Regions from separate parts of the Homo sapiens genome. Here region 1 is linked to region 2. A link is a loop called in an ENCODE intact Hi-C map of the cell type or tissue named here. Cell type or tissue: A673. All regions are shown on one strand. Each heading gives the region's core, and the rest is flanking DNA. Links, peaks and the distances in the headings are about the cores only.

What was found. Hi-C counts contacts between places; a loop is a spot of excess contacts. Peaks named below come from ENCODE experiments on the same cell type or tissue, not always from the same donor. Only the 100,000 strongest peaks of a DNase experiment are listed, where the experiment ranks them.
Region 1: it touches region 2 in a loop (3-fold over the local background); 3 of 110 quality-filtered maps call a loop at or near these places.

The regions. Positions count from the first base shown.
Region 1 is chr5:167,046,255-167,051,643 of GRCh38, forward strand. The region is part of intron 1 of TENM2 (teneurin transmembrane protein 2); the gene reads left to right. Among named protein-coding and RNA genes, the nearest start is that of TENM2, 70 kb to the left of the region's middle. In A673, for the core only: CTCF peaks have their summits at 2,997 and 4,384; a DNase peak (open chromatin) is centred at 2,997.
Region 2 is chr5:167,562,770-167,568,158 of GRCh38, forward strand. The region is part of intron 4 of TENM2 (teneurin transmembrane protein 2); the gene reads left to right. Among named protein-coding and RNA genes, the nearest start is that of TENM2-AS4, 95 kb to the right of the region's middle. In A673, for the core only: a CTCF peak has its summit at 3,049; a DNase peak (open chromatin) is centred at 3,012.

The DNA of each region.
Region 1 (5,389 bases), core at 280-5,279, 520 kb before region 2:
AATGGGATTTTTTCCCCCAAATATTTCGTTTATTTCCATGTTGGAAAAAAAAAGCCTGTGATTTATTAGTCCATTTAAAACCCATTAAAGATCTACTTGCTTTGATTAAATGGCACCATTTTAAAGGTTAATCAGTGTCATTTTTTATATTTAAAACTTAAAGGTACAGTGCTTTTTACTTACTGAAAATTACCATCCAAAAATGGAACGGGAACAGTCGTTGAAATGCGTGCCTACTTAAAATGTGGAATAAACACAGTGTGAATCATTTATTGGTCAGGTTCTATGGGTTAGTACACTACTAATAAAATACATTTTCTCACTACCAGCAACCACAAGGTCAGTGTGAGTGTCTCCACTTACAGTTTTCTCCATGCATCTCTCTACCAAGCAGGCTGAAGTGTGCTCTTTTCTCTGTCCTTTCATTTCTATTTTAAAATTTATTTATTATACTTTAAGTTCTGGGATACATGTGGAGAACATCCAGGTTCGTTACATAGGTATCCATGTGCCATGGTGGTTTGCTGCACCCATCAACCCATCATCTAGGTTTTAAGCCCTGTATGCGTTAGGTATTTGTCCTAATGCTCTCCCTCCCTTAGCCCCCCACCCCCCGACAGGCCCTGGTGTGTGATGTTCCCCTCCCTGTGTCCATGTGTTCTCATTGTTCACCTCCCACTTAGGAGTGAGAACATGCACTGTTTGGTTTCTGTTCCTGTGTTAGTTTGCTGAGGATGATGGCTTCCAGCTTCATCCATGTCCCTGCAAATGTCCTTTGATTTCTAACAAACTATCAGTAGACCTCTTACCACCAAACAGGAAAGCTGCTTCAAACTAATGGAGAAATACTTGTTTTTATTTATGTATGCTTTATTACCACTTGTTGTTTCTCTTTTGTACTTTCTTAATTTCATATTACATTTAATATCTGAATATTCTTCTTACAAGTAATACTGAAAAATCACAGATGAAGCTAAAGTCATCTCTGACCTTCATCCCTTTCCTGGATTCCTTTTCAGCTTTTCTACACTGCTTGGTGTCCATGTAATCATTTTGTTTTTAACATAAAAGCAAAGTAATCATCTGTACCTTGCATTACTCAACCTCTGGTATGTCCTAGAGATGGTTTATTTTGCTTTCTTAATTTATAATGTGAGAATTACAAAGAAAGTTCCAAATTGATAACCTCTGGTATGTCCTAGAGATGGTTTATTTTGCTTTCTTAATTTATAATGTGAGAATTAGAAAGAAAGTTCCAAATTGGTCTTGGAACTATGGAAAAGAAGACTTTTATATGTAAATCAATTAAAGGCAGGTATTAGGAGATAAATCTTGTAACTATTTGAGTCAGCTTCTTGGTTTTATTAGGTGTCAAGAGAGAGGCTAGTTTATGTTTTCTTTTGAGATTTCAAAAACCTCCTATCCTGAGATTCTTTTTGAAGAGAACCTTTGCCTGTTTGTCTTAATAGAGTAGGGTTTTCAGGCTGGTGACTGTTATCATAGTAAGTCTTTAATTGTGAAAACCAGTTGTGTGGTGGTTGTGTGATGATGTTTCTTGTAGGATTGCCTTGTTTTTGCTTTTCAGAGAACTACTACATCAGGGAACAAGTGCCCCTTTTGAAATGATTTACACACACTAATGTTGGGTAACTTATCTGTGCTTCATCACTAGAGAGAGACAGAAGAAAGGCCCTATAGCAAAAACAAACAAACAAAAAACCTGTACACAGCTTGCTCTTTTTGTGTAAAACATATTGAAGAAGTAATGCCACTCTGATATTGCTATGCTCAGTGGCTTTGCCAGAGATAGAATTCAATAAGAAATTTTCAAAAAAAATCTAGATGAATTTAATCTGTACTCATGAATAATTATTTGGCTATGTTTCCCCTGTTTACCAAGTAATTATGGTTTTAAAATCTGTTTGGGTTAGCATTTAGCATTTCTCCATCCAAGGGAATCATAACATTGATGGAATATCTATCAGCCCATTTTTATGAGCTAAAGTAATTAAAAAAATTCTTTATTATTCTCCGTATGATAGTAACCTACAATAAATTTGGAATGAGTTGTTCAAATATTGACTATCAAAGCAGTGTCCTTCTGCTTCTCTGAATAAAGGAGGGGAAAGAATTTGAAGGGTTTTAGTTATAAGGTTTAAATGAAACTCATGATTTCAGAGTCACCATACATTGGAAGAGAAATGTGTAAGAGATTTGGTCACACCGCACATACACACAACTAACCACAAAATTATATGCAGTGTGATGTCAATATTAAGCAAACACACAGAAATAAATTCAGAATCTGAACTGGAGAAGAACAAAACTTTATGGATGTGATAAGTTATAATTTAGTATTATTTTGTTCTGATTTCATTAAATCAGGAAATTCACCCTTTCAAAAATGTGCCACATCTCATTACTCTACACAATGAACAACCATTAAAAAGTATTGCTGCTAAATAAATGCCTATTTGTGTTACCTTTTATCTTGAGTTACTTTCTAAATTACATATAATTCCATGTGAAAAATTTAAAATAAATCCTCCCAAGAAAATTAAGGCATTGGACCAGAAGATGTCTGAGGTCTTTAATAATTATAAGATAGCTATTATTCCAATAAAGATACTTTGATTTGTTTTCCTTTGAAAATGTCATTGAAGCTATTTAAATTTTGCAAGTGGGGATGGCGAAGTAGGGAAAGGGGTTCTCAGCAGGTACTGGGAGAACAGTGTACTTTTTTTTGTTGTTTGAGAACCACAATGTTGAAACTACATAATTACACAGTAACTGTTGACCTTGTAATTACACTGTAAGTACCTGTAGTGACAAGATAAATGCATGGTTATTTCAGTCTTTTAAGCTATAGGGCTATCATGCGACCCTAACAATGTAAGCTACATAGTAATTTATTTGTAGAGTAAATAGTGCTTACTCACAAGTTATACCTACACATGTGCTTTCTGTGCTACACAGATCCATAGAAACATGGCAAATCAGCGCCCTCTAGGCACTTTTATTGAAATGACACACGAGTCACGTGTATGTTTACCACTCGGAATATTTCAGTTATTTGTGGAGCATTCAGGGTTTTTCATGACTGCCTTTCGTCCTAAAATTTATTTTTTTAAAAGAAATAGAATTACAAGTGACTTATTTTTACTGGTCATTCCTTTTTGTTACAATAGTATTAATATGTAATCATATGATTTATTAACTGGGAGTCCTCTTGTCTTTAAACCACTTTTAAAAGAACTGTGTATACATCAAACTATATTTATTTTAACAAGCTGTTAAGTAAAAATCTTTATATGAGTTTTCAGTGAAAAGAAAACAGTTGTGAATGATTTTTTGAAACAAAAATGTTTTTATAATGTAAACAATAATGGTAGTTATTAACGTTTATTGAATGCTTATTAAGCCCTAGGACACTATGATAATTACCCCTAATTTAGCAAGGTTGCTTATATTTGGATTTTAATATACTGAATGCTTTAGTGACAATTTGATGTTAACTAAGAAGCTGGTTGGTGAATTATTTTTCAGTCATTTGTTCATTCAATATATAGATATATTTTTTTTCAGTCTCCGTTGTACCAGAGACTGTGCTAGGTAGTCCTTAGGGACTAGTCATCTTTCTAATGCAAGAAAAGATTGAGCAACTTACTTCAATCTGTTGTGTCAAAATAACAGTAAGCATGAGATGTAGTAGGAACCAATTAAAGTTACCCAGTAATGAGTCAAAGGTGGAGTTGAGATGTAGGATAAGAGTGTTCCAGGCTGAAGAGTCAGCTGCCAAATACAAAGATCGGGAGATTTAAAACCACCAACCTGGCTAGTACTTAGAGTTTGAGCTTGTAGAGAGAAGGGTCTAGAATAGGGATTCCCAACCCCCGGGCTGCGGACTGGTGTTGGTCCATGGCCTCTTACGAACAGGGCTGCATGGCAGGAGGTGAGCAGCAGGTAAGCTAGAATTACCACCTGAGCTCCACCTCCTGTCAGGTCAGCAGAGGCATTACATTCTCATAAGAACCACGGACCCTACTGTGAACTGGCATGTGAGGGATCTACGTTACATGCTCCGTATGAGAATCTAAGTAATGCCTCATGATCCGAGGTGGAACAGTTTCATTCCCAAACAATCCCCAACCCCAGTCTGTGAAAAAAAATTTCTCCCATGAAGCTGATCCCTGGTGCCAAAAGGTTGGAGACCGCTGGTCTAAAAGACAGGCACTATGCCTTGAACAACCTCATGGTAGGAGTTTGGATTTCATCCTGAGGTCAGTGAAGAATAATTGAAGAGCTTAAGCATAAGATTGAGATGTTATATTGTGGACCGTGAATGAGAGTGAGGCAGGACTGACCCTAGAGACAAATTATTGAGGTCATTATAGGAATCCAGCAGAGAGGGGGCGCTGCTCAGAATTTGACACTGAGAACAGCAAAGATTCCTCTCTCCGTCTGTCTGCATAGTTCTTTCTTCATTCTGGAGTGCTCAGTGTCACTACCCTTAGTGAGAGTGAACATTTGCCCAGTTCCAGGGTAAATTCAAGGTGGGTCTGGGATGAGCAGTTTGGAACTACTAATTGGATGAGGATTGACAATGTTGCTTTCAATGGGATCCTGAACCTAATGTATCACACACTGTTTATAAGTTCTGGCAAAAGTTTGTCAGCCTGGAGGTGGTTTCAGCTCATGAGATATACTTCAGTTTTCCCTTGTCTAAAACACTGACTCATTCTATGAATTCGCAACTGGCACTTTTCCCCCTGTGGCCTCTCTGTTGATCCATTTCCGCTAACCAATACACGGTTTCCACATGGCATATTTTTTCCCTTTTGACAAAAATTTGCAACCGAACCTTCCTATGAGAGACTATATATGTGAACTACTCCAAAGGGCTTATGGAAAGCTAAATTGGGACTGTTTTTCTTAGCACATCAGTTTGTATGATAAGGGGTGAAAGAAAAAAAAAAAAGCAAAAGGCAAACTTTTGTTTGGATTCAAATGTCATCTTTGCCTGTGCCACATTTATTTTTATTTCCTCTCTGACAAGAATGTTAACTTTCCAGGAAAACTCAACTTCTCTAAGAGAACAGCCAACACAAACAATTTTTTTAAGGTGTGATTTTCGTTGAGGCTGTGATTTTATCGTTTGGAGCAAATGGTGAATTGGGAGAAAAAAAAAAGCTTGGAGTGTACATTTCCTTTACTAAGACATCAGATTGAATCATGCTTTGGGTATTTTGGCTATAGTGTTTTCCAGTCCTTTGCCTCTCAGGAGACCCTAATGTGAAACAAAATGGAAAACTCTATTCGCATTCTCTTTGGGTGAGATCTCCAGGGACTCGGAGGAGGCGAGAGAAACTTTCGCTTGCTCACGACGTAT
Region 2 (5,389 bases), core at 298-5,297:
AACACGGTGAAACCCTGTCTCTACCAAAAATACAAAATTTAGCCAGGCGTGTTGGCAGGCGCCTGTAGTCCCAGCTGCTCGGGAGGCTGAGGCAGGAGAATCGCTTGAACCTGGGAGGCGGAGGTTGCAGTGAGCCGAGATCGCACCACTGCACTCCAGCCTGGGCAACAAGAGCGAAATTCTGTCTCAAAAAAAAAAAAAAAAAAGAAAAAGAAAAAGCAAGCCTACCACTTGTGATCTACATGTTTATGGAGCCTAAATGCCAGTGTGTCACATCCCTGGGCACATGCCTAGGTACTGTAGCAATGTTGGCTCAGTGTGCATTCTCAACTCTGATATCAGCATGAAAAGACCAAGCCTCAGATATATTTGGCTTTATTTTTAGGCTTTTCCTGAAAAAGGTGCAAGCACATCATAAACTTTGTCTTCCACAAAAAGATCAGATTTACCCTTTGGAGGCATCTTTCTCCCTGTGCCACTTGCCTTTTAAATTCAAGCAGGCTTGGAGAGTCTCCTTTTCTTCCCTTGGGTTCCTCCTTAGCCTTTCCATGGTGGCTATTCTGGTGAGTACTCGCCTCTCTTTGCTTTTGATTGTGGTTCTCACCACCTGTGAAAAGACCTTCTGATGAAATACTTCCCAAAGAACCTTCTTGACCTTCTCTTCTCCTTGACCACAAGGCTACTTCTGTTTTCTGCCAAGTGATGTCTCGTAAATCTTTGTAAGTTGCACCAACTGTGTGTCCTTACAGAGTCTATCCAATCTCAGCATTGCCATTAAATATAGAACCCAATCTGTAGCCCTGGGCACCCTAACCAGAAGTATTAATTTTATAGTTTAGCAAATACGGTAATGCACCAAATAACAACATTTCAGTCAGGGACAGACCTCATATACAACAGTGGTCCCATAAGATTATAATGGAACTGCCCTATATAGTGTAACCGTTTTTATCTTCTATACAGTGTTTTTACTGTACTTTTTCTATGGTTAGACATGTTGAGATATTAAAATACTTATCATTGTGTTATAATTGCCTACAGTATTCAGGACAGTAACATGCTGTACCGGTTTGAAGCCTGGTAGCAACAGGCTATGCCATACAGCTTAGGTGTGAAGTAGGGTTTACCATCTAGGTTTGTGTAAGTGCACTCTATGATGTTTGCACAATGACAAAATCGCCTAAGGATTCATGTCTCAGAATGTATCCCCATGGCTAACTGGTGCACGACTGTACTTACTAAGTCTATCCTATGTACCAGCCATTGTTCTAAGTGTGGGGACCAAAAAGACAACTTCTGACCCTCTTGAAGCTTACATTCTGAGAAAGCGAGTCAGACAGTGACCAAAATCAGTAAACCATATAGTGATTTAGAAGTCTTAAGTGCAATGGAAAGGAACAGAAAGGGAGGATGGAGAATTGGGGGCAAGGAGATGATGCAGTTTGATCAGGGCAAGCCCTGCTGAGAAAAAATGATTTTGGAGGAAACACCCAAACAGAGTGTGAAAGTAATCCATGTTCATGAAGAAGAACCTTTGAGGTAGAGGCCTATGCAGCTGAAAAGAGAAAAGTGAGGGAGAGATTAGTGGAGTTGACATCGGATAAATTGAGGGAAGGGCAGAGCATGTCAAGTCTTTAGAAAGTCAAGTCTTTAGGAAGACTTGGGCTCCTCTGAGATAAGGAGCTCATAGATGGCTTTGAGGAGGAGTAAGATTATCTGGCTTACATTGTAAAAGAATCACCCTGATTAGCAGAGTTGGAAATAATCAGCAGGGGATGTATCAGTAATTTATTACTAGATAAAAAATGCAGCAGAACTTGGCAGATTGAAACAAGAGGAAATGATTGTTGCTCACATTCTGGTGTGTCCAACAGGCAGTTCTTTTGGGGGACTTGCCTGTACTCACTTGTACAGTTTCATCTAGCTGGTGGGTTTCATGGGGGCTGGACTCCATGAAATATTTGAGCGTTTCCCTCCTCTTGGTTTTTCATCTTCTAGGAGGCCAGAAAAGGCTTTCTTTCATGGGGATGGCATTCTTCCAGCAGGGCAAGCCCCTATGCTCAAGAACTTCTTGTGCCTTTTCTTGCATCATGTTTGTTAATGGCCTATTGGCCAAAGCAAGTCATGGCCAATCCCAGAGTCTGGCCAATCCCAGAGTCAGTATGAGAGAGAACTATACAAGACTGTGAATACACGAAGGTAAGATACATTAGGAATCCCCAGCATAAGGAACTGCCACAGGGGCCTAAAGTAGAAATCATGGAAAACAATTGAGAGGCGCTACAAAATCCAGAAAAGAAATGGTGATAGACTGCAACAGAGTGCTAACAATGAAAGTTTTAAGAAGTACCCAAATTCTAAATATGTTTTACAGGATGACCTTATTTTTATTGTGTCAAGTCAGTAGGACAAGGCTATTAAGCTTCCAGGGATTGGTGATGGTCTTATTATGCGTGAGATGATGTCATAATATAGTAAATGAGGTCAGGGATAGGTTTCTTTTATTGCCAATAATTATTCAACGAGTTTTCTGTACAATTGTAAACTTAGCAATTCACTTAGTGCCGTGACTACACAGCACCCTGTCAATATCATCATCAGCTAATATTTATCGAGCACCCTCTGAGTACATGGTATTGCACTCACAGCAACAGAGGTGAGCTGCATTAATTCTTTCAGCCAGTGCAGGATTATTGAGTGGTTTATTACATCACTCTATTAATTGGTGCCCCAGCAGCTTCCGGAACAACATTTAGCTTCCATAATGCAATTCTTTTTCCTCTTAGAGTAGATTTAGCTTTGGTAGAATTTAACTGCACAAAGAAATGATAGGGCTATCTGCCTTTATAAATATGCTAATGTTTTTTGTTTATCTTATTATCAGAAACTTGGAGATACTGGTCCCATTTCATAGACGGAGAAGTTGAGGTAGACAGCGGTGAAGTAATTTAGCTAATGCTATGTGCTGAGATCAGGGATTGAAATTCAATCACTTTATCTATTGCACTATACTGCCTCTCAGTGGTGTATGTTATTCCCATTTTGCTCTCACACTAATATATGGTCATGAAAACACCCAAAAAGATTTAACTGGCGTCTATATTCTTTAAGGGAGTGTATGGCACTTTTCTTTGACATCTGCACAGACTAATCACTGGAAAAGTGGTTTGTTTGTTTGTTGTTGTTGTTTAAGCCCCTTATTATAGGGGATTTGTCAGCTGTTAAAATCACCACTTTTTTGTGTGAGTTAAATTCTCATCAGAAAGATGTTTTTGCTTTTATGGTACATCTAAAGTTTTAGGAACTAGCTCATGAAATAAATGATCTCATTGAGATCCCTACTTTCATTTTGTTCTGGAAACAGTTATTCACTGGCGATTGTTTTGGTTGATCATTCTTTTTGAGAGAGTTCTCTTTTTTTTTTTAATGAAAGAGTTAAATAGGGGAGCTAAGAAAACTGTGAGTGGAAGGGAGCCGTTTAAATGCAGAATTTCTTTGCAAATCTTGAAAGTAGCGCCATTAGATGTCACGTACTCTGAGATGCACTAGAGTGTACACCCTCCAGAATGTCTGTCTGTTGTAATTCCATCACATTACATATTTTAGTGCATATCTCTTCCTAGCAGCTTCCAGAGCTTTTCAGATATTCAGCATCAGAAATTGCACTGTTTTTTCCTGGATTTTACAAATAGCAACCAGATTATTGTAAAACAGAACTATCTGATAAGTAAGGTTGTGAATTGCTTTTGTGATTGTCATGGGTAAGAGCATTGAAGAAACTCGCAAACAGTGCAGCACACTGGTTCCTGTAAAAATAAAACCTGTAGCAGTGAATGCGTTTTTCTGATGAATACGTTCAAGGCTGTGATCATTGTGCAACTTCTGGTTGGATGCTTTCAAACGTTCCATATTGAGAAACATCAGTAACAAGAACCAAATAGTCCACCAAAGCCTGTATTCAACTCAATGGAGAGGAACGTAAATTCTTACTTAGAGTTTCATTGAGGCCAACTCTATTCGGTCCACCATGGGAAGCAGAGATTTAAGGTTCTCTCTTGATTTGCTTTCCATTTTTACTTTATGATAAGGTGGCTCCGCTACTTTGGTTTTCACTTAAGGGGTTGTTCCAATTACTATGCAAAACAGAAATGGAAAACAGACAAGACAGACTTCTGTTCAGCAGACAAAAACCAAAATGCCAGAACATGTTAATTAATGTGAGCAGTTTTATAAGCAAAATAATTTGTTTTAATTGGCTAAATAAGATCTGATATAATTATAATAAGCCAATAAACTAATTTCAGAAAACTATTTATATCACAAACCTTTAATCACATTATATACTCATTGCAAGTTTGGAAACGGATATAAAAATCGACCCAAATTATCTCATCTTTACAAATAAGAAAGATACATTAAGGGCTTTTTTGAAACTTCAAAGGTTATGCTCTTTTCTTATTTTGGAGAATTTCTTTTTCTTTTTGGAAAAAATATATAGGCAATTTCAGGAGCATGAATCTTTAGTGAATCAAGAAGGAAGCATTATGAGGGTGAAAAATCTTTCTTAAGAAAGCTTATTTTGTCCAAGGTAAAAGGCTTATTAAGATGAGGTTTCTTCCACAATGTTCTTTCATATCATATTCACCCTAAGGAAAAACAAACCTCGTAGAAGAGAGAGATTGTATAATTGGGCCTGAAATGACCTCCTAGAAGAGACCCTATAGAATTGAGAACTCTCTCTCTGAGGATTAGCTGCCCATGGGTCAACACAAACTGACTTCCAACTAATGTATAAACGATTGGGGGAAAACGATATGCTTCCAGAGGGCAGTTGTTAATTCTTCCTACCACAAGAATCTCAATTTGTTGGGATGAGCTAATTTTGACACCAACTTGAACACTGGTTGATGCGCAGCATGTGCACACACACACAAATACATAACAAAGTAAATAAATAAATGGCCTTTCATACAACCCCAGGGGTAAAAACGCTACAAATAAATTATGCACTTTTACATTATACTAGCTGTATTTTAACAACAGTTTTTAAAAGGCCAGGGACTGTATTATAAGCTCTTTCACATAATTTCCGAATGACAGAATTGCATGCCCATCAGAATTGCATGCCCACCAAATCAACATGTCTTTTTTAATAAGTGCATTCTAGGTACAAGGTAGTACTCAAAGGAATAGCAATATATATTGTACAAAAAAAAAAAATACTTCGCTCATGTAACCTTCAGTATACTTAAAATCTATGTGATGAAGTAAGATATAAATCAAATAAAAAAGACCTAGTAATATTAGAAGAATAACAGTTCACCAATGGTATGAGATATCCAAAGGCAGGACAAGATTAATGGGAAAATTATATGTATTAAAATGTTCT